Regions from separate parts of the Homo sapiens genome. Here region 2 is linked to region 1. The links are chromatin loops, found by intact Hi-C in ENCODE. Cell type or tissue: heart right ventricle. All regions are shown on one strand. Links, peaks and the distances in the headings refer to the core of each region. The heading gives the core; the rest is flanking DNA. Region 1 overlaps LOC124903082 (a long non-coding RNA gene). Region 2 has its middle 580 kb from the start of TBX3.

Region 1 (8,341 bases), core at 251-8,250:
ATAGGTCTGGAGGAAAAGAGCCTGGCTTTCCAGCCAGCTCTTGATCATGTTGACTGGCTGATTTCTCAAGAGTCCCAAGGGGAAGTTCTCAGATTTCCAATTCTAAGCAAGGGAATAATGGTTCTTAGTATCAAGGTCACATGACCCACTCTGCAGCGCACCTGTATCGGGATCCAGAGCCCGGTGCCTCAGTTCTTGCTGTGGTTTGGCAAAGAGATTCCTGCTACTTCAATTTTCACTGAATGGCCACCCCTGAGCATGCAGATGAGGCTTGATAAATTATAGCTGAATTCCCCTGGTGCCCAAATCTTTTTTTTCCTCATTTACAGTACTTTAGCACTGACAGTAATAAAAGCAAAAATTGTCACAGGTAGACACTTTCTCCATTGAAAATGATTTAATCTTCCCAGCATTCCTGTGGTAATCATGTGAGAATTAATGCATATTTCACGGAAATTTCACATCTATCAAACGTTATACCCATTTTAGAGATGTGGAAATCAAGGCTCAGGAAGACTATATGATGTTTTTCCTCAAATTGTAAAGTTATAAGTAGAGGAGGCAGGATGTTAATGATACATTTAACCACCGTGACATGAGCCTTTTTAGTTTCAAAACACTCACTCATGTATGATTTCGTTTGCACCTTACTTACAGCAACCTGTGGTTTGTTCAATGGTAAAGTCCTGGTTCTCAAAAGTGATTTCCAGACCAGCAGCATCCACAGCGCTTGAACTTGTTCAAAATGCAAATTTATCGGGCTCACTGCTAGACCCAATGACTCAGAAATTTGCAGAAAGAGAGATTCAGAAATCTGCATTTTAACAAGCCCTCCAGGCTATTGTGATACAAACTCACAGTTGAGAATGAGAGTGTAAGGAATTCTTTTTATAGATGAGGGAACAAACGGACAGAGAGGTCAAGCAGCCTGTCCAAGGTTGCAGAGGCAGTGGTTGCGGAGCTGGGCCTTAACCCCATTGTTTATGGTTTCTAATGAGAGACACCTGGGAGAAGCATTAAAATGCAGTTTCCCTTGTCCTCTCTAGACCGACTGACTCAAGATCTCCAGGGCTAGGGCCCCAACTTTGTCTTTCAGCAAACTTCCAGGTGAGTCTAGAGTTTTAGAATTCTTCCATAGTTCCTGTTGGACTATACTCGTGTAGTTATTTTCTCTTCCCACTGTCCAGTTTCCTTCTTTTCTTTCTCCCACATCCCTTCATTTTTTCCCCTTCTCCTATACTTTGGGCCTCTCTCCAAAACTAGCTAGTTGTTCATAACTAGTTTGTTGCAGAGAAACTAGAAGAAACCCAGGGTACCATGTCTTATACCTCTCCGTTTTTAAGCTGGTTAATAAAAAGTAATTAAAAGTCATCCACAAATATGTTTGTTGTTAGAATTTCAAACAGTGTAGAATTTTAGAGATTTTTAGAGAGTAAAAGCTGTTTTTCTTCTGATCCTTCCCAAAACCAGGCCACCCCCAATTACTGTTAATAGTTTAGTGTGTAACGTTCCAGACACCTACATTTTTTATTCGAATAAATATATGCAGATACACACTCAGAGGATAATTCAAAACAGAAATGGAACTACACTATTCCTATTATACTGTGACGTGGCTCACTTATAGATATTTTATACATTCCTTTGTGTGATTTTGTTTGTTTTTTATTTATTTATCTTTTTTTAATTTTACTTTAAGTTCTGGGATACATGTGCAGAACATGCAAGTTTGTTACATAGGTATACACGTGCCATGGTGGTTTGCTGCACCTATCAACCCGTCATCTAGGTTTTTAAGTCCCGCATGCATTAGGTATTTGTCCTAATGCTCTCCCTCCCCTTGCCCCCCAACCCCTGACAGGCCCCCGTGTGTGATGTTCCCTTCCCTGTGTCCAGGTGTTCTCATTGTTTAACTCCCACTTATGAGTGAGAACATGCAGTGTTTGCTTTCTTGTTCCTGTATTAGTTTGCTGAGAACGATGGCTTCCCTGCAAAGGACATGAACCCATTCTTTGTTATGGCTGCATAATATTCCACGGTGTATATGTGCCACATTTTCTTTATCCAGTCTATCATTAATAGGCATTTGGGTTGATTCCAAGTCTTTGCTATTGTGAACAGTGGCTCAATAAACATATGTGTGCATGTGTCTTTATAGTAGAATGATTTATAATTTGGGTATATAATACAAATAAATATAGCATATTCTTGCTAATGGTTATAGAGTATACCACTTTTGAAAGTATATGAATGAGTTGAATTAGTCACGAATAGATGGTCATTTTTGTAGCTTCCTATTTTTCACTATTGTAAACAGCATGACTCTAAATATGTGCTTGTACATATGCTTTTGTTTGTTTGTTTTAAGACAGGGTCTCACTCACTCTATCGTCCAGGTTGGAGTGCAGTGGTACAACCTTGGCTCACTGTAACCTCTGCCTCCTCGGTTCAAGTGATTCTCCTGCCTCAGCCTCCAGAATAGCTGACATTACAGGTGTATGCCACCACACCTGGATAATTTTTGTATTTTTAGTAAAGATGGGGTTTCACCATGTCGGCCAGGCTGGTCTCAAACCCCTGACCCCATGTGATACCCCCACTTCGGCCTCCCGAAGTGCTGGTATTACAGGCATGTGCCACCATACCCGGCCCATATGCTTCTTTGAATATGTGTAGTCTGAAAGGTGAATTGCTTTGGAGAGAAAATACTGGGATTCAACCTTCTGTCCACTTGGCAATTTTCTTCCATTCTTTTCCAGTCAGAGATTTCTATGCCTAGGAGGGTAATTGACACAGAATGACAGCTACTATTTTCACTGCTGCTTTTCCTTTTTACCTGCTTCTGGGGAGTAAGGGAGAGTTGAAAACTAAAATGGATGTACTCTCTTGCCAAAGTGGGAAGATTGTCATGAAGGCCAGCTCAAGCTTCAAGACAAAAGCTACTAATAGTGCTCTTGACATCATTCTTAGAGAGAAAGAAGATGCGCTTACTGATTGAAAAACTTGGCAGTTTTTAGCAACAAGGAAAGTTGGTGAATTTTCCCAGGTTAAGTGTGAAACATGACAGAGCTTGGGTGAGCTGCTCTGACTCCTTATTCATTGTTGCTATTTTCTTTTTTTTTTTTCTTTTTTCAAATTATACTTTAAGTTCTGGGATACACGTGCAGAACATGCAGGTTTGTTACATAGGTATACATGTGCCTTGGTGGTTTGCTGAACTCACATCTGAACCGGTCATCTACTCATTGTTGCTATTTTCTATGAAGCCCCAACCCCCTGTGATTTCAGTATAAACACCATACAGCCACCCACACCCCACCGGCTCCCTATGACTCAGTCACATGCTCATCCCCGAGTCATTAGAGAATGGAAATCATGAGCAAGATCTGGCTCACACCCAGGGAGTGACAAAGCATGTCCAGAAAATCAGGGATTCCCCTTCTGCCAAGGAGGCGCGAGTGGAGACAGCCAATTCTCCATGGTCAGGAGGGGGATGTTTCAAAGCTCCAGGCCTCTGAGGTTGGCAGAACTGCATGTTGTTTTGGGAAACTGTGCATTGCAGCAATTGTGAGAGAACAGAACTGTCTTCGAGGCAAGAGAAATAACAGAGCTGAAATAGACCATGCAATAATGGTGAACTGTAATCTCAGGTTTCATTGGTGCCATGATCTTAATTATAAATAGTATTTGAAACCCATTTTTCTCCCTCTTTAATGATAACAACTAAGTTTGTTAAGTAGTTACTCTGTTTTAGGCACTGTCCTAAGGGAATTAGAATACTATAAGTATTTTGGACAACAATTTGATCCTCAGGACAACCCTTTTGATAGGATTATTGTGATCTTCACTGAAAATTGAAGAAACTGAGTCTCAGAGGCTAGACAAGGACTTTGTTACACAGTTAAGAGAGTGTGAATCCCAGGCTTTGTGAAAGATTAAAATAAGCACAAAATAAATGCATGTTACAAATCATTACTGAAAAGGAGCAAATGCATTTAACCTCAAAGTTAGCTCGCAGTTTCTGAACGTCAAGAATCTGGAAGCAGCTTAACTGCATGGTTCTGCTTCAGAGTCTCTCATGACATGGCAGTCAAGTAGTCAGATGGGCTGTCGTCTCATTTGAAGGCTTGACTGGGGGAAATTCATTTCAATGCTTATTCATGTGGCTGTTGGCAGGAAGTCTCAGATTCTCACTATGTAGGTCTCTCTTCAGGGCTGCTCCCAAAATAGCTCCCCCCACCTGCCCCCCACCCCGCCCCCCACCATGATCAGTTGAAAGACAGAGAGGAGAGAAGAGAGCAGGGAGGAGGGAGAAGGGAGGAAGAAAAAAGGAGAGCAGGAAAGGGGGGGATGGGGGAGAGATAATATACCTGCAATTTCTTTTGTTATCTAATCTCAGAGGTGAAACACCATCACTTCCGCTGTATGCCATTGGTGAGACCAACCCTGGTATAATGTGGGAGGGAACTACACAAGGATAGGACTATTAGAAACTGGTTACCATAAGAATACATCTCTCCGCTAGAAAATCTTTGTGGTCTTCACGTGAAACAACACACCAAGGACCTAGTATCCTTTATTTTTTTCTCTCCATCCATCACTCCGACCAATGTCAAATATATACAATTGGAGGGAACATTTCTTGCCAAAGAATGAGGAGCTTCTATGTTGATTCTGCATGGGAATATCACCCGATAAACTTTGTTCCTGTCAACTCAGTCTCCTTAACAAATAGGCAGGTAGCATTGTCTTCCCTTTTACCACCTTGAATCAAGGATGCTGGTTATTCTAACTCCAATTCCATCTCGAAGGTTAATTCTCTACCTTGCTCTGCCCTCTTTGTGATGCACACAGACTATGAAACTCATGTTCCCTTACCCCGGCTTTCAGTTGGGTTTGACCAATGATAAACACCAGCAGAAGACTGAGGGTGGCAAGAGAGAGAGCTTGGGTATCAATGCCTCTACTCCCTCTCTGCTTCTGTATTATATATCTGAAAGGGTTTGTGGCTCCCCATGTCTACATCACTCACTGGGTGACCTCACCTCCATGGCTCCAGCTTTCACTGGACTCCAAGGGTCCTTTTCCTCCCACTGCCCCTTGTGTTCCAGGGTTGGTGACAACTTCCTGCTGTTAGAAGTCCCTGATGGTGCTTCATCATCCATTTCTGGTTCTCCTAACTCAGCTCACAATTCTGTAAATAGCCCTTATGGAAATGTCTCTCAGTTAAACAGCTGAACGAATTTTTTTTTTTTCTGCTGGGATCCTGGCTCCATAGACAATGAAATGGGCTCTGACTCCCACACCTTTGTTTCTTCACACTTCAAGACGATCCTTTAAACATGTATAAGTGTACAGAAGGGCATAAGGCTCACTTTCGTAAACATGGGATTTGAGAAATCCCTCGAGACATATTATGGGGTATGAGGATTCACATGACCTAGGATTCACATGGCCCTGACCACCACATCAACCTCGCAGAGCCTTTTTGAATCATCAAAAGTTTTATGCATTTTAAATGTGGAATGCATGAACGTGGGCTTTAAGAGGATTTCCAGTGGATGATTACCTAGGGCACTGAAATGTGAGGAGCTTGTTGGCAGGAAGTCTCTTCCTCATCCCCCAAATCCCGCCTCCCTACCAAAACCAATCACAGTTTGCAATTTGAGTTATGTAACACTGTGTATGGCCTCCTCTTTATTATAATTTCCTCATAGGAATCTTTATTGTTTTTTCTTTCTGAGGAAAGAAGGTAGAGGAAACCTAAGTTTAAGAACATCCCTTCCTTAGACGAATAAAATGTAGTAGTCTTCTATTACTGATCGTGTCTAAGAGAAAAGAAAAATAGCAAAGCTGGCAATGATTTTGCAAATCACTCCCTCTTACATTCATTTATCCATTCACTTATACCTTCCGAGATCTGTACCTTGTGTTAGGGAGGTTCTGAGGGTGCACAAAGAAATCCGATGGGGTATCTTCCCTCAAGGAGCCCACAGTTAAGAGAAATTAAGCAGACAAGAGCAAAACAGTCAAAGTAAAGAAGAGCTTTTTGTCATTGTATTTGTTTGTTTGTTTTTTTAAATCTAGACTTTCTCTCTTTTCCTCTACCACAGAAGGTCAAACTGAGGGCGCATTCTTCCACGTGCTGTGTTCCATAAGAGTAGATTAAATAATTAGGATGATTTTGTTCATATTTAAGAAGGCATTTCTCAGGCAGGCTTTATGGAGGAGAGGTGGAGAATGAGGGCACAAAAACCCAGGAGAAAACCATTCTAATTAAACCATACCTCCAAGCTAAAGGAAATCTCTATTTTTTTAATTTTTTTTATTAAATAAGCAAACAAAATCCTCTCGCTTCCCCTCTTTGATGAATCCTTGCTTCACGGCGGTTCCTGAAGTTACAACAGTACATGGGACCATTAGTCCAATCACCAACTATCAACTCAAGCTGGAGGAAGACAAATGAAGCTTTCTCCCTTTTTCCCTACACAACTTTAACACCACAATTACAGACGTACACATCAAGGTAGGAAGATTGTTGTTGTTGTTGCTTGTTGTTTGTATTTTGGTAGAGCTTCTTTTATCTTTTGTTCTTGGAATTTAAAAGATCTAAGGGAGTTGACCTGGAAAGATATTTATACTTTATTGGAGAATGGGAAAAGTTGTTTACTGGAAGATATATACAGTTTCATCTCACTTTTATGGACATATAAGTGCATGCCTGTGTGTGTCTGGGTGTATATATAATACTTAAGAATGTACAGAAAATGTGGATGAATATAAATTAAAAGGTAGTTTTCATTTTAAGTAACAAAATTGCAGATCATTGTTATTTTTCTCTTTGTGTTTATATGTTTTTTTTCAAATTTTTAACCTTTTAATATTGCCACCACTTATGGAATACTTGCTATGTGTTTTCATAAGTGCTGTTTACATCCATTACCTCATATAATCCTTTCAGATACCCCACGGAGAAGGGTCCTATTACTGTTCCCATTATGCAGATCAAAAAAGTGAAGTCCAGAAAGATTAAGACTCTTGTGTAAAGTCACAAAACTCATAAGTTATAAGTTTAAGATTGGATCGGCCGGGTTCTGTGGCTCACGCCTGTAATCCCAGCACCTTGGGAAGCCAAGGCGGGCAGATCACGAGGTCAGGAGATCGAGACCATCCTGGTCAACATGGTGAAACCCCATTCCTCCTAAAAATACAAAAATTAGCCAGGTGTGGTGGTGCGGGCGTATAGTCCCAGCTACTTGCAAGGCTGAGGCAGGAGAATCACTTGAACCTGGGAGGCAGAGGTTGCAGTGAGCTGAGATTGAGTCACTGCACTCCAGCCTAGTTACAGAGCAAGACTCCATCTCAAAAAAAAAAAAAAAAAGGGATTGTGTTTTTCATGTGAAGATATTTTTTAAACATTATCTAGAGAAAGAACTATGGAATTAATTCCTAAGAAACCAATTTAGAGAGTTAAAGGGAAGGGCAAAACTCACATTCATTTGAAAACTCCCTACCACATTTTCTAGAAGCCAAGTTGTTTGGCCAAAGCTCCAGATATTGGTGTGGTTAAAATGAAGTGAGAAAAAAAGCAGACCAGCAAAGAGCACGATGCCATTTTTCTAAGAGAGAGACAAAGAGAGAGAGTGTTATATTTTCATCTAAGATGATTTTCATTATAAGATTCAATATTGATTTGATGTCCTCTTTTATTTAGAGGGGTATGAGATGAGTGGTGTGAAATATTAAATATATGTACCTATCCTTTATTTTAAGATGTGTCCTGATCTCAGACATCAGGAGAGCATGTGTGTACCTTAGAATCAAGGAATACTCATGGCAGATAATCTTTGCAGAAATAAGGACCAAAGGCCGGGCATGGTGGCTCAGGCCTGTAATCTCAGCACTTTAGGAGGCCGAGGTAGCTGGATTACTTGAGGTCATTCGAGACCGGCCTGGCCAACATGGCGAAACCACGTCTTTACTAATAATATATAAATTTGCTGGGTGTGTTGGTGGGCACCTGAAATCCCAGCTACTCGGGAGGCTGAAGAATTGTTTGAACTCGGGAGGTGGAGGTTGCAGTGAGCCAAGATTGCACCATTTCACTCTAACCTGGGCGACAGAGTGAGATTCTGTCAAGAAGAAAGAAAGAAAGAGAAAGAAAGAAAGAAAGAAAGGAAAGAAAGAAAGAAAGAAGGAAGGAAGGAAGGAAGGAAGGAAGGAAGGAAGGAAGGAAGGAAGGAAAGAAAGAGGGAGGGAGGGAGGGAAGGAAGGAAGGAAGGAAAGAATGGAGGGAGGGAGAAAGGGAGGGAAGGTAGGAGGGAGGGAAGGAAGGAAGGAA
Region 2 (8,341 bases), core at 259-8,258, 75 kb before region 1:
ATAGAGCCAGTGGTGAGGCCATTTTGCAGGGCAGCCTGAGGTTATCTGCATGGGGAAAACAACCCCCCAGTGAAGATTCTGGAAGGCCTGGCTTCTTTCTATGACTCCCACTTCCCAGAAGAGAAAGTCTGTTCTCTCCTGTGTGGTGTTGGTAATGAAGGGTGGGATAGTAACAGCCAGGATCTCATTCAGTTAAAGGATCAGTAGATAATCCATGGAAAGAGGTTAGCACAAGGAGTTCATGTGGTAAATCCTCAATAAATGCTTATTATTATTGTTACATTATAATTATTGATGAATGGTTTATAATTGGTACATTGTAAACCAACATTTACATTGTTAATACATATATTAAAATACTTATTAAGTACCAACTAAGAGGTAAGCATTGAGGATTCCATGGTAAATAAGTTGGACCAAGTTACCGGCCCTCAGGGTGCTTATGTTCTAGTGCAGAACTACCCAAAAGAAGTTCTTATGATGATGGAAATGATCTACATCAGTACTGCTTAATATGGTGGCCCCTAGCATCTTGTGGCTATTGGCTACTGAAGATACAAGGGGCTACTGAATACAGCCACAAGATACTAGGGGCTACTGAAATATGGCTATGCAACTGAGGAGCTGGATTTTAAAATTTTATTTGATTTTAATGAATTTTAGTTATATTTAAATATCCACATTTTGCTGATAGCTACCGTATTGGACAGCGCATATCTAGTGGATGAAAATAGATAATTATTTGCAAGTTTAAAACTAACATCTAAGGGAGGAATGAATTGAATAACAAATATCTAATGAGTATCAGGAAAGTGCTAGGCGTTGGGGATTTAGTGGCAAGTAAGCTGCACAAGTGGCTGCTCTGACGATAAGATATTTAAGCTAAAACCCATATGGGATGGTCTGGAACAATGAGAAGAAAGTGTTCCAGGCAGAAGGATCAGCAACACAATGGCTGTGAGGTGAGAACAAGCCTGGGATGTAAAAGGCATAGATAAAAAGCAAAAACAAGAGAGGATGAATTGCAGTGAGAGAGAACAAGAGTGTGGCATGATGTCAGAACAGGCAGAAACAGATCACAGCAAGACTTTTGGATTCAACTCTATGGGTACCTACCGGAGGGTTTTGCACAGGGTGGTAGCATGATGAGAATTATAATTTTAAAACATCACCTGGCTGCTCTACGATTGAATGGACTGTCCGAAAACTGGAGTCTATGAAGATCAACGGTTGCAAGGTTACTGGAGTCATTGAGGTAAGAGATGATGTCATAGACTAACATGCTTATAAAATATTCAGCGTAATGCCTGGCACAAAACCAGCATTTGCAAGATAACTATCATTATTTTGGAGGCTACTTATTTCCTGTGATGAAAACGATAGTTCACCTTAGCCAGCCAACCTGTCAAATTATATTCATAGAACACATGAATTCAAGGGGAGTTTCAGGGCATCTAGAATCAAGTCAGATGCAGTCTCCACCTTTAAGTAACTCAAGCATAACTGGGGAGAGAAATCCGATGTTCTGTAAATAATTAAAGAAGGTCTCAAGCTAGAGCATGACCAATGGGTAGATGGCATGAGCCCTCTCTGAGAGCTCTCCTAGCTCAATAAAAAGAAGCCACTGAAGAAGATATTGCACTATTCATTCCCTCAAAAGATCCTCCTCTTGGAAATTATCACCAAGCTTTTTCCACTTGAAAATCATTGATGCCTCTTCCAGGAGAAGATGAAGCCTAAATACACACAGATGAGCAGCCTAGACTCTGGTCCAACCATGTCCTTGCAGAAAGAAGATGAGCATGGATGTGTCCCAAATGCAATGAATGAAGAGGAATTTATTTTGTGGGAAGAGGGCAGGGGCATACTGGGAATAGGTTGCTGGAGTTCATTAAGCCATTTTTGAGCTAAAGAGCCATCTGTAGTGGATGTGATATGCCAACTTTTCTTGAAGGAGCTAAATGGTTAAGAGTTGCACCCAAAAGTCTCTATACCTCTCCTTCCACCTAATCGCAACCATCTGAGGCTCTAGTGCTTCCAGAAGTTAGAAGGCCTCCTCCTTGATACTGGCTGAATGCAACCATTTTTCTAATTAAACCATAAACCCAGATGTCTAACACAAAAGGACAAAGGAGGAGAAAACAAAGAAAAGACGATTTGGTTATTGCAAGACGTTGGGGCATTGGAAACCTATGCTTTACTCAACCTCCATTCATTATCCTTCATGAGTTGCTTTTTTGTTTGTTTGTCCTGATTGTAAATGGAAAATGAAAACTTTCCCCCAATTTCCCACTTTGAGACAGACAATGACATGATTGGCCCCGCGTGGACTGAGTGTCTCTGGGCAACCGAGATTTGAAATGTCCTGCAGCCTCGGTAGTTTTTGTGGAAAATGGGAGGACACAATATCTATTTTACAGGTCTGTTGTGAAGATCAATGTGAAAAATATATGTAAACAGTTTAGCACTGGGCTGGCACACAGGGGTGTTCAGCAAGGCTTGGGCAGTATATGCTTCACGTGCATTAAAATATTAGAATAGGCTGGGTGCAGTGGCTCACACCTGTAATGCCAGCACTTTGGGGGGCCGAGGGGACCGGATCACTTGAGGTCAGGAGTTCAAGACCAGCCTGACCAACATGGTGAAACCCCGTCTCTACTAAAAATACAAACATTAGCCTGGTGTGGTGGTGCGCGCCTGTGATTCCAGCTACTTGGGAGGCTGAGGTATGAGAATCGCTTGAACCCAGGAGGCAGAGGTTGCAGTGAGCTGAGATTGTGCCACTGCACTCCAACTTCGGTGAGAAAGCGAGACTCTGTCTCAAAAAACAAACAAAAAATATTAGAATAGCAAGGACTAGGTCAGTACCCAGGGCAATGCCTGCCCTATTGCAGGCCCATGGTGCATGGGATACTGAAATTGAATGTTTATAGTTGCCCAAAGACCAATCTTTCAAGAGTGATGCATTTTCAGATGAGAGGCAGAAGGGGTAACTTGCATTTGAGCAATGCTTTCTGACTTTTCACTGTCACTGTATCTGAGTTTGAACCACAGCTCAGCCATTTAGGATCTGGATAGCCCCAGGCAAGCAACTTTTCTTCTCAGGATTCCAGGTTTTAAATCGCTAAAGTGGGGATAGTAATACATCCTATCTCATAGTGCTGTATCTTAATCTTAACCTTAATCTTAATCTTGTGCTTTATAGAGCGTAACATAACAATGGCTACCACAGTCATTATTATTCACATAAAATCCATTTTGCAACAGTATAATTATTGGTGTCAATAGCAATGCCCACGCGGATTTTTAGGTAGCATTGATGTGACTTAGTGCCAGATCAAAGAGTAAGAAATATTTGAGTGAAAGATTACTACCAGCTCGATGCAGACATCCTCTCAAAAAATATTTATTTATTCCCCTACCGTGTGCCAGGCACTGGCCTAGAAACCAGTGACACAGAAGTAAATATGACAGACAAGGTCTCTGGTTCCATTGAACTTCATCAGGGGCGGGTTTGAGAAATGAGACCACAGATAGAAAAAACATTAAGGTATGAATATTCAACATATCAAGTAGTGATTTGTTCTACGAAGAAAAGCTGCGCAGGGTAGAGTAAAAGGTGATGGAGAGTTATATGAAAGTATGACTTAAATGAATGGTCAGAAAAGGTCTTTCTGATAAGATGGCATTTGAGCAGCAACCTGGAGGAGGTGGGAGGGTGGCTGTTGATATCTGTAGGAAAGAGCATTCCTGGAAGATGGAACAGCAAATGCAAAGGCCTTGAGGCTAAAGGGAAACCAACAAAATGGAAATCTAGGTGTTTTCCAGTAGAGTTGAGGATGTCTGGGGAAGGTCCCTCACATTGCAAAGTAAATGTTGCAGAGTAGGTACACGATTCATTGTCTTTGGGGTCAGTCTCAGAACGCCGCTTGGTAGCATCATTCATCTGAGCCATTATGCTGAGAAGACTCAGTTCTCATTTCTAAATAACTTAGGGATTCCAACCAGTGGCCTTCCAGTTTCTCTGGAAGCCAGACCCTTGTCATCTGCTAGAAATAGTAATGTCAGGCCGGAAGGCACCAGGGCCCCAGCTTCAGCCCCCATGACACATCCTGGCTGAGAGATGTGTTAGGCAGACCCTTGGGAACAGCTTCTGCCTGACGGCTTCCCTGAGACTGAATGCCAGCAACTCCCATGGATAACTCCCTGGATTGCATCATCTGTGATGTCTGGGGCCAGAGCACCCCAATTAGCAGCCCTCTGCTGCACAGATGGTTGGGGGACACAGGAGAACAGAGCGGTCAGCAACTTGGGTGGCTCTTCTGGAGTACAGCCCCTCTCTCTGCTCAGCAGGCGAAGGCCATGTCTGGCCTCAGAGTAACTGTTTCCATCCCCATAGCTGCAACCCACCACCTCCCGGAAGCTGGGAATTCCCTTAGAAGACCAAAGGTCTGAGATGTGCAAAAAAGGATAATTTGATGGAATGTGTCCTTTTCCCATGCCAGTTCTCATTGGTAGGCAGTCCAAGAGGCTTGGGTCCCAGAAGTGAGCTGGAATCAGAGGAATGTGCTCAGTTATATGCAGTGTGCAGCTCAGCAGCTGCATTCCAAAGTTATGTCCAACCAGGGACTCTTGAAGATGCCTTCACACAGTGATGGAGCTGAGTGCCCCCAGCACCTGCTAGGTGCCAGCCGCCATGCTGAATTCTTTACATGCAGAGTTTCCTTGAGTGCTCACAAGAGCCCTGCGAGGGAGAGGCTATTGTCATGAGGCCTTCTTTCTGCAGACAGGCAACATTGAGGCTCAGCGAGGTTAAGTAACTGCCTGTAAGTCACATATTTATTAAGACAGAATCAGGACTTGAACTTAAGTGGTTTGAATCCAGAGCTCATAACCATTATACACTAGCATAGCTCCCATCTCCTTTTGTCCTAGTCATATAGACTGCGGATTGGCACACGTTTTCTGTAAAGGGCAGGATAGTAAGTATTTTTGGCTTTACCAGCCGTACAGTCTCTGACCCAACTACTCTAGAGCACTTCTGTGCTGCTATAATGGAAAAGCAGCCACAGACAATATTTAAGTAGATGATGCATGTGGCTGTGTGCCAGTAAATCTTTATTTACAGAATCAGGCAGGAGGCTGGAGTTGGCCCATGGGCCATACTTTGTTAATCCCTGCTGCAGATGGTCACCCACTCTGCCTTCCATGGAGCTTCATGGTGCCTTCACTGGACTTCTTTTTGTGAGTCTCTCCCCTCACTTGGTTAAGTTCCTTGTGGGTTGACATTTAGACGTGTTTACCTCTGCATTTTTGGCCCTCAAGAAAGATATTTGAATTGATGAATGAATAAGTGACTGAGTGAATGAATGATATGAGGATCAAAATTGCCCCACAGCTATGGTTAGATCAAACACCCAGATCTTAGGCTGGGTTTCCCTGGAACCAGAACTTGGCACAAATGCAAGAAGGTTGGGAACTAATCTCAGGAAATATTGGTAGGGGAGATTTGAAGGGAGGCAAGGAAGGTAAGTGGCCTATCAAGGGTGTGATATTGAGCAGGTTACAGCTGTGGGCAGCTGGAGTTCAGTCTCACTGGGAAACTCTGGGAGACTGGGTAGAGCATGCATCAGCTCTACCAACAGAGGGGCTTCAGGGCTGTTTCCAGGGGTATTGGCTTTCTAGCACCTCCAGGTTTCCCTGAGCATGGCCAACCATGCTCCTTGGCCAGAAAAATGTCAGAAGAGAGATACAGGTTTTCAAATTAATCTAAGATGATCTAAGCAGGGATTTGTTCACTGGCCAAAAACAGCTTGCTGCCTGTTCTTGTAAATAAAGCTTTATAGGAACACAGCCATGCCTATTTGTTTATGCACTGTCTTTGCACTGCAATGGCTGAGTTGGGTAGTTGTGACAGAGAATGTATGGCCTGCAATGCTGAGAGTATTTACTATCTTCCTCTTTACAGAAAAAGTGTGCTGGTCTCTGGTGTAAGAGATATGGGAAGGGCACTGACAGCATCTTCCAAACAGTTTAAATCATGTGAATTACTTACACTAGAATCGAGAAAACTGGGATGTTGCACTTGAAAATTTCCAGTTATGGCTTCCATGGAAAGAGTAAAAATTCTTGCTTTCCATTGTCTTTCTTATTTTTTATTGCAGTGAAACACACACAACATGAAATCTATCCTTGTAACAATTTCTAAGTGTAAAATATTGTTAACTATAAGCCTGACATTGTACAGCAGATCTCTAGAGCTTTTTCATCATGCATGAGTGCAATTCTACACCCATTGAACAGCAATTCCTGCTCTTCCTCCTCCTCCAAGCCCTGGCAATCACCATTTTCCTTTCTGCATCTATAACTTTTAATATTTTCAATATTTTATATAAGTGGATTCATGCAGTATTTGTCCTCCTGTGAGTGGCGTGTTTCACTTAGCATAATGTCTTCAAGGTTTATCCATGTTGTAGCATATGTCAGAATTGCCTTTCTTTTTTGGGTTGAATAATATTCCATGGTATGTATGGTTTTATCCATTCACTCATCCATGAACATTTAGGTGGTTTCCATTTACTGGCTATTGTGAATAATATTGCAGTGAACGTGGGAGTGCGAAAATCTTTTCAAGATTGTTTTTAATTCTTTTGTGCACAGGAAACCAAAGCAAAAATAGACATCACTGAAAGGCTTCTGCACAGCAATGAGCACAATCAACAGAATGAAAAGACACCTACATATTTGGATAAGATACTCGAAAACCATACATCTCATAATATCAGCTATTTTAATGTCCAAAATATATAAGAAACTTCTACAACTCAATAACAAAAATAACAACCTGATTAAAAATGGGCAAAGGACTTGAATAGATATTTCTCCAAAGAAGGCATACAAATGGGCAACAAATATATTAAAAGGTGCTCAACATCACTAATCATCAGGGAAATACAAATCAAAACGACAATGAGATATCACCTCGCACCTGTTACAATTGCTATTACTTTAAAAACAAAACAAAACAAAACAAAACATAATGAGTGTTGAAGAGGACATGGAGAAAAGAGAACCTTTGTACACTGTTGACAAGCATGTAAATGGGTGAAGCCACTATGGAAAAGAGACTGGAAGTTCTTCCAAAAATTATAAATAGAAGGACCACATGATCCAGTGACCCCACTTACTTTCTATTCACTGATGGCAAAAATCTGTTGTTGCTACACAAAAGGAGACTTCTTCAGAGGGGGTGGGGACTGCCCATTTTATTTTACTTATTTTAAAACAATTTTTTTTGAGACAGGGTCTCCCTCTGTTGCCCAGGCTGGAGTGCAGTGGCATGATCTTGGGTCACTGCAGCCTTGGCTTCCAGGGCTCAAACAATCCTTCCACCTAAACCTCCCGAGTAGCTGGGATTACAGGCATGCACCACCATGCCCACATGATTTTTTCTTTTTATTTTTTAGAGATCGAGTCTTGCTATGTTGCCCAGGCTGCCTGCCCACTTTACATCATCTTCCTGTTTGGGTCTATACAGTTCACTGTGTTTGTTCTTATGCCACTGCCACCTGCAATCGCCCCACTCACCACCCTCCACCCCCAGAATGTGAGTTCATGACACCTCAATGAGAAGTATCACCAAATCCATTTCAGGAAGTGTATTAGTCTGTTTTCATGCTGCTGATAAAGACATACCCAAGACTGGGTAATATATAAAGAAAAAGAGGTTTAATGGACTCACAGTTCCACGTGGCTGGGGAAGCCTCACAATCATGGCAGAAGGCAAAAGGCACATCTTACTCTGCAACAGGTAAGACAGAATGAGAACCGAGTGGAAGAGGTTTCCCCTTTTAAAACCATCAGATCTCATGACACTTATTCCCTACCATGAGAATAGTATATAGGAAACCGCCCCCATGATTCAATGATCTCCCACTGGGGTCCTTACACAACACATGGGAACTATGGGAGCTACAATTCAAGATGAGATTTGGGTAGAGACACAGCCAAACCCACTTTCTTAAATTGGAATCTGACTCTGTGACTCCCCTGCTTCAAACTTACCCATCCTGGATCCTCTCTCATGGGGCGCTGGCCAGCCAGTTTTCTCTTTCTCTGTTGCACTCTCCCTCTATACAGCCTGATGTAGACCCTTGGACATACCCTCCTCTCATGTTTTCTGGGTGTTTTACCCAAGTGTTGCCACTGCCTGAAACTTGGGGCCCTGCTCCTCCTTTTCCACTCTGCTGAATCCTTCCAGGCTTCAGCATCATTCTTGGGTGTTATGAAAATTATCCCAAGTCAGGCACGGTGGCTCACTCCTGTAATCCCAGCACTTTGG

What was found. Peaks named below come from ENCODE experiments on the same cell type or tissue, not always from the same donor. Only the 100,000 strongest peaks of a DNase experiment are listed, where the experiment ranks them.
Region 2: it touches region 1 in a loop (2.6-fold over the local background); 5 of 110 quality-filtered maps call a loop at or near these places.

The regions. Positions count from the first base shown.
Region 1 is chr12:115,338,240-115,346,580 of GRCh38, forward strand. The region is part of intron 2 of LOC124903082 (a long non-coding RNA gene); the gene reads right to left. Among named protein-coding and RNA genes, the nearest start is that of LINC02463, 540 kb to the right of the region's middle. RefSeq lists an enhancer at 2,630-3,829. In heart right ventricle, for the core only: no CTCF peak of the experiment used is centred there; a DNase peak (open chromatin) is centred at 3,392; H3K27ac peaks cover 682 bases.
Region 2 is chr12:115,263,536-115,271,876 of GRCh38, forward strand. It overlaps a transcript of LOC124903082 not described here. Among named protein-coding and RNA genes, the nearest start is that of TBX3, 580 kb to the left of the region's middle. In heart right ventricle, for the core only: no CTCF peak of the experiment used is centred there; no DNase peak of the experiment used is centred there.